Regions from separate parts of the Homo sapiens genome. Here region 1 is linked to region 2. The links are chromatin contacts, found by Hi-C or POLR2A ChIA-PET in ENCODE. All regions are on one chromosome and are shown on one strand. Each heading gives the region's core, a stretch centred on a gene start or an enhancer-like site at or near the end of the contact. The rest is flanking DNA. Distances are from core to core; before and after follow the strand shown. Region 1 holds the start of FAM13A (family with sequence similarity 13 member A). Region 2 overlaps FAM13A (family with sequence similarity 13 member A).

Evidence for each region. Hi-C counts contacts between places; a loop is a spot of excess contacts on that map. ChIA-PET counts read pairs that join two places held with the same protein, here RNA polymerase II (POLR2A). Pooled maps may share reads with other maps.
Region 1: a loop to region 2 is called in a pooled map, with 6 times the contacts of the local background. The contact joins the promoter of FAM13A here to the enhancer-like site in region 2. A Hi-C loop is called at or near these places in 7 of 50 pooled maps. POLR2A ChIA-PET finds 5 or more read pairs at or near these places in 3 of 52 experiments (H1, IMR-90 and activated T-cell).

The regions. Positions count from the first base shown.
Region 1 is chr4:89,055,176-89,058,758 of GRCh38, reverse strand. FAM13A (family with sequence similarity 13 member A) reads left to right here and starts at 1,574. Exons shown (of 24, transcript NM_014883.4): 1 at 1,574-1,821. The coding sequence starts at 1,795. RefSeq lists an enhancer at 1,711-2,273.
Region 2 is chr4:88,791,160-88,794,891 of GRCh38, reverse strand. The region is part of intron 8 of FAM13A (family with sequence similarity 13 member A); the gene reads left to right. Among named protein-coding and RNA genes, the nearest start is that of FAM13A-AS1, 83 kb to the right of the region's middle. Within about 2 kb of position 2,436, at least 4 of the 41 ENCODE cell types and tissues checked have a DNase peak (open chromatin) inside an H3K27ac peak, as active enhancers do.

The sequences.
Region 1 (3,583 bases), core at 325-2,824, 260 kb before region 2:
TTGCACAGCAAAAGAAACTATCATCAGAGTGAACAAGCAGCCTACAGAATGGGAGAAAATATTTGCAAACTATGCATCTGACAAAGGTCTCATATCCAGAATCCATAAGGAACTTAAACAAATTTACAGGAAAAAGACAAACTACCCCATCAAAAAGTGGGCAAAGGATATGAACAGACACTTCTCAAAAGAAGACATTTATGTAGCCAACAAACCTATGAAGAAAAGCTCACCATCACTGATCATCAGAGAAATGCAAATCAAAACCACAATGAGATACTATCTCGAGCCAGTTAGAATGGCAATTATTGAGAAGTCAGGAAACAACAGATGCTAGAGAGGATGTGGAGAAATAGGAACGCTTTTACACTGTCCGTGGGAATGTAATTAGTTCAACCATTGTGGAAGACAGTATGGAGATTCCTCAAGGATCTAGAACCAGAAATACCATTTGACCCAGCAGTCCCATTACTGGGTATATACCCAAAGGAGTATAAATCATTCTGCTATAAAGACACATACACACATATGTTTATCGCAGCACTGTTTACAATAGCAAAGACATGGAACCCACTCAAATGCCCATCAATGATAGACTGGATAAAGAAAATGTGGTACATATACACCATGGAATACTATGCAGCCATAATAAGGAACAAGATCATGTCTTTTGCATGGACATGTATGAAGCTAGAAGCCGTCATCCTCAGCAAACTACCACAGGAACAGAAAACCAGACACCACATGTTCTCACTCATAAGTGGGAGTTGAACATTGAGAACACATGGACACAAAGGGGAAACAACACACATCAGGGCCTGTTGGGAGGTTGGGGGTGAGGGGAGAGAACTTAGAGGATGGGTCAATAGGTACAGCAAAAGAAAAAAGAAAAACAAATTGACAGAAAAAATGGTAACAAAAATAAAAATAGGATAGTTTCCTTTTGGCTTACCTGAAGTGGCTATTTTAGCTATTAGTTCAAATATTTGTAAATTTTAAAATCTATCAAATTTTCTAGTGACAGCATGTGGAAGAGAAAGTTATTGAAAAGTCAGTTAGCTAATTTTTCAGACTGCAAATCACATATGTAGAATTATGGTTGTCTAGAAGTATGTTGTTTATGTTTATCATCAGTATATTTTTATAAGACAACTCATACATAATTAGAAGTAGTAACGGCTACATAAAATAGAGCATTTTCATTTAAAACAATTCTGATGGGGTAGCATGGAAGGAAGAAAATTTTGGTAGAATTTAGCTGGTTTCTAAGGAAGAGTAGAAGAGAAAACTGCCTCAGAAAAAATGAATAATGTGCCTGCAGTTTTAAACCTGAGTCTGAATACGTACATTTTGCTTAGAGCTGTGTGGAATCTGGGAAGCAAGTCTGTGTTTTCACTTTATGCACTGTTGGTTCTATTAATGAAAGCCACCAGGTGACTGGCAGTTTTCGGAGTCAAAGAAGCCTGTGTGTAGGATCTAGGGAGTCAGGTTTGAAAAAAAGATGTCAGCGACTTAAGACCCGTGTCACGTGACTCCCTCTACTTGCCAGCACTGAGGCTGTGGATCAAATTTCAACTCCAGGCAGTCCTTCCAGCCATGTGGGTTCAGCGGAAAGAGAAGCAAAACCACTCTTCCTAAAATGTTAGAAGCTGCTCTTCGCTTACCTTGGGGCCTTTGCATTGGGAGCTGTTTTTCACATCAAAGAATATGTGCTGAATGGAATTTTAGTATTTTGCTGTCGTTTTAATATTTTCGTCTGGTCTTCCTCAGTTCTTCCAGACGCTTTCTGAGAGAATGGGGGCAGGAGCTCTAGCCATCTGTGTAAGTATAGGCCTTCTTCTGTCTTCTGTGTTTACTGCCAGTTTTTAGGAGAGGGCCTTGCCTTCCTTGTTTTGATGAGATGTTTGTGTAACTTATTTTTCCTTCCCAGGAGGTGGGGAAAGATTTGTTACTTAAATTCCTATCTACTTAAATGGGTATTAGGCAGGATTTGGGATGGCATTCAGCATATTTGTGCACTTTAGTTTCCAAAAAAGGTGAAAGATGCATGCTGATTTATTCCGTTAAGTCAACTTGATTTAAAGTAGAGCACTTTCAAGCATTTTAGACTTTCTTGTCCCTGAATAGTTAAACATGAATGCTTCATTATAGCTATTAGAGAAATCTTGTGGCTAGCTTGAGGAGGAATTGAAGTAACCATTAATTTATTACTTTTGAGTATGTGTGTGACATTTTTCTGTTTTATATTTCTATTTTCGTTTAGTAATTCTGGAGTTTCTGTTTCAGCATGATTGCTGAAAGTGATGGTGGAGAAGCTCAGTTGATAAATGTTTGTGTATCCTTAAACTGTAGAAATGAATGGTTGTTATAACACAGTAGCATTAATAAATAACACTGAAATAAAATCCTTGGGAAAATGTGCATATTTCTGGAGTTTTAGAATTTTTAGAATTTATGAATTTCTAAATTATTCTGCTGGTGCTTGTACAAAACCTTTTGTAATAATCAAAAATTGTCAATTATATAATTTGCAGAATGCTGTAATTTAAATTTTGATTGTACTATATAGAAAATGCATATATCTGTATGAGAATTACACATATTTATGTTTCAAGTTGCTATTGTATTCCATAGGGACATTTTATTTTCTAGAATGTATTAAATGAGAAATATCTTCTTCCTTATTATCACCTTAACTGCTCACTTAAAAAATCACACTCAGGCCAGATCCTCTTTTTTTGTGTGTGTTTCAGAAAGAGCTGCAATTTGCTGTAGCTTCTGATGGCATTCTGAAGTGTTTAGAAATATCTGAGCAATTTTTGACACACAGACACCAAATGGTCACCAAATGGTCACCAAATGGTAGACCAGCCCTATAGATTAAGTTTTCTTAGTGAAACTGCAGGATGACCTTGTTTCCAGGCTCAAAACTTTTCAGCACCATGTATGTCACTCTGTCTTCCTTTTAACTCTGAGGCTTAGTAGCATCCAGGTATCCATGTGGTTATTCTTTTTTTATCACCCCAAAGAGTTTCCTTCAAAATCTGATTTATCTATGTGTAAAATACTGACTTTTACTTTACTGCAGAGGTGGCCCTTCTATTTTTCTAGCTTTATAAAAGAAACAATACAGAACTGAAAATGTGTAGAATGAGGCAGCAGATAGGTCATGAAGATTGGTAGTCATCTCTGATTGTCTGATTAGATCTTTACTTCTTTCCCTTGACCTGCAATATATTGATCTCTACCTTGACTGGAATGCACACTGACTCATGTATAAAACTTTATATTTTCCCTTAATTTATATCCAAAGCATGTATAAAATTTCAGTTAAAGTTGACATAAAAATCACACAGTGTAAGAGATTATTCACTCTGGTAGATGAGTAATTCTCAATCATTTCTACCCTTCTCCTTAAGGTTGGCCTTTGATTGTGCTGTCTTGGTTTTACTGTAGGAGGAAATACATTTTCAACAGTTGTACCATAGCATATCTGGAAAAAGATAGCTTTTGGAGAACAACAAAAAAAATTTTAAACATCGTGACAAAAAAGGGAGAACTAAGTCACACATTAATACATTCA
Region 2 (3,732 bases), core at 1,187-3,686:
ACTTATCGTATTTTAAGATGATACTAAAAATACTATATTTTGTTAAATTGACAAATTAAGAATTTTAGGCTATTTTGATGATTGTTACATGAGCTTTATCCTTAGGTTTATTTAAGCGAACATCTCATAATTGTCTTTTTAATCCTTGCTCAATTAAAAAAAGAGTAAATTTAAATATTATATCCTAGAGAAACTGATAATTTTGTTAGACCTCATGTTTCCTAATAAAACGGTAATATTTTACAGGCAGGATTTTATATGCCATAGAGGAGAACATACTGAAATAAGACAACGCACAGAAAAGAGAACACATGCTTTTCAAGATGTCTCCATTTTGTAGATTTGAAACCTCTTTTTAAATGTATGCTTTTTTATTTCAAATCAAGAGATTTAATTAAAGAATCACTTGTCAACAGGCATCTGTGCATCTTATCACATGCAAATTTTACAGACTAATATTGCTGAGCATAATTGGCTTAAGGAAATATAGTTTGGGTTTTGCTAGTAAAAATAAAGACTAAAGATATTTCAATATGTCATAGAATATATTTCAAAGTAGGCTTAGAATCTATTTTAAATGACCATGCCAATAGAATATTCAGTTGCATCATCACTAACAGTAGGCTTAGGTTTGAATTTGGCCATAGAACTGGGATCTGCATATGAGTGAGCATCTTTCTTTCCATTTTAAATACTTGCTTTGTCAACATTAGGAAATGAACGCTTCCATATCCAACTGTTTATAATGCATAAGTAAGAAATTTTCTTAGCAAATCAGTCAAAGACGCTGAAAAAAAATTCATTATTCTTAGCTCTCCGAAGAGGGTAAAAAGCAAGCTACATACAGATGAAGAAGGAAATTTCTTTATCTTTCACTTTGGCTTATTTGCTTATTGTTTAAATGCTTATTGCCTTTTTGTCAGTGTCTTAGTTATGGAAGAAATCTCTATTGCTTTTGTTAAATATTCTTTAAAATTTTGTTAAGGGTGAATTGTTAAGTACATCCCACAGGAACTATGGCGGTGGATGCCTGACTAAATACCAAAGTTATTTTGGAATCTAATAAACCATAAATGTATCTGATACTATGTCATAAAACTAAATATGCAGTCATAACCTTTTGTAATCATGTAAACTTTAGGCAGTAAGCCTGAACCTGAGATAGAACAATTTTTTGAGGTTTCTTTTAGAGGTAAAAGAAACTACAGAGATCACTAGCCAGACCTTTCATTTTCTATGTGAAGAAACCAACCCAATGCAGCCAAGCTAACCAACAACCTGCCAGTGATTTTGTCTAATCAACTGCAGAGCCAAGACCAGAACTTTCTTTTCTGATTACCAGTGGAAAATATCTTCTCCTAATGCTTTATATAGGAATTCTATTAAAAGAACTTGAAATTATAGACTAGTTAAATATACCAGAAATTCCAAAGGACTATTAAAAACATCACACTTTATTCTAAAACTGTCCTAAAATAAATATGCTAGCAAAAATATGAATATGATTTAATTACTTGGTTTTATTATTGATTTATTCGTTTACTTTTGTACTCTGAGAAATGTGCTCTACAACTGATTTAGATGGTTCAGGTCATTTTTCTCTAAGCTGTTGGAGAAATTTCGATGTGTTGACTTTTATTCACTGAGGTTAACATGAGTTTTCCGTATCCTACCTTCATTACTTAGATTACAGTATTTAAAAATCATTATTGGGATATTTAAGTAATTGAAGTTTTGAAGAATTTTAGTTGCGAAGATAAGAGCCTCTGCCACTCAGTGTCTTCCACAAACCAACAGTATTAGAATCACTGAGGAATGTATTAGAAATGCAGTCTCAGCTTCCCCTTCCCAAGACCTAGACCTGCTGAATCACAGTCTGTATTAACAAGTGCCAAGGTGATTCCTATGCACATTAAGAATGAAGAAGCACTTATTTAAAGAGTTAGAAATCTCAGAACCTCATCTTGTTTGTTGTTTCCTTGTCTTTTTCTTTCTTGCCTTTCTTTCTTCACCCTCCCTTCATGGAAAATGAACATCAAAACATCAGGATCTGCTTTAATAGTCAAAAAGAAGACAGTTCAAAAGGATGTGGAAAGGAGGAGAGGAAATACATGTCTTCATTCTGAGATGGCATAGAGGACTAACAGGCTAATGACATGTCTTTGGAATGTTTTTTAGCATCTAGCAGATCCACATTCTTTACTCTCTTCTGGGTTTTCCCCGAGTCATTACTCATATGGGTCCCTGCTCTCAAAACCAAGGTTGTGTAACTGTACTGAGAAGTGGAGTATAGGAGTTAATTATATATTGTTGAATTTACAGAGGGTAAGCCACAAAGTAGCAAAAGCAAGGACTGCTTGTTCCAGTTAAAGACAGAAAGCAGAAAGGGTTTTATTGTTGGTTATGTAGCCTGGGAACCACTATGAATAACAGGCATTGTGAGGCAGAGGAGAAATTGTTGTAATTAAAAGCAAAGTAAAATACCTAAGGCCAGGCCTCCATATCCAAAGATGACTGTAGTGAGTAATGGATTGAAAGACAAGCTAGTGGAGTGATTAAGAGCTTAGACTCTGAGCTAAAACCTTTCTTGGTTCAAATCCTAGCTCATTTATTTCTTGGTTCTATGGCTGTGGGTAAGTTATTTAACCTTTCTAACCTCTTCATCTGAAAACAGGGAAAAGAGTAGTACCTCTTCATAGGGTTATTGTAAATAATAAGTGAAAAAAAAACTATGTAAAAGTACTTAGCACAGTGTCTGGAACATAGTAAGTACTCAGTAAGTCTTAGGGTGTTTGTATTTATTTACTTATCTTCTTAATTATTTAATACGAATTTGAATCAGCTTCCCTTTTACCTAATCACATGATTTTACGTGGTTTTTCTGGGTTTGTCTGTGGCCATAACAAAGAGCTACAGCTTTAGCTAAAGAAAATTATCTTGGGCGAAAGAGTAAACATTTTTTGATCACCTCTGGGATAATGAGTACTATGGAAGACATGATGGTGGTGGTAGTGGGAGGGAGTGTGATGAAAGAAAATGAGAAATATTGTACAGTCCCTTGAGGCCTTGAGATTCTACATTGAAAGAGATGAGATATACACTTACATGGGAGAAAAACCTGACAGATGATTCCCAAGCAACATATTCATATGTTGAAAATTATATCGTATAAATTAGAATGTTTGGAGTAATTGAAAGACAACTATCAATATTGGTCCTTAACAACTTTGATTTTCTTTGAATGTCTCTACAAAGAAAGAAAAGAACTATTAGGACTATTAGGTAGAACTATAGTTTGACACGACTAAAGATTGTCTCAAATCTGCTCAATATTTAACCTCTTCTTTTAAAGGATAGGCACTTTTAAATCTTGATTCACAAGCCAACTAAACACTAGAGGGCAGATTGTGAGAATGTAATGTGTTAATACAATTAAAATAGCTGCCAGCCTCAACACTCATTGTGGTTATGTGAACATAAGTGCAGGCATGAGGGGGAAAGTTCTGAAGCATGCTAACCTGATAGTGTTTTGTAATTTTATCATTCTACTTTGTGTTGACCACTTCTCAATACTTTTAAAAGAATTCAGGCTTTAAAAAAATGGGAAAATCATGAAAATTTGTAAGTGCTCAACAAAAACATTGTAAATTAGATGTTAAGCTGACACATTACAGAGCTTGAGATGCTTTCCATCCTGAGAAACTTAGGAAGAAAATGTGGCTTCGAAAAGAT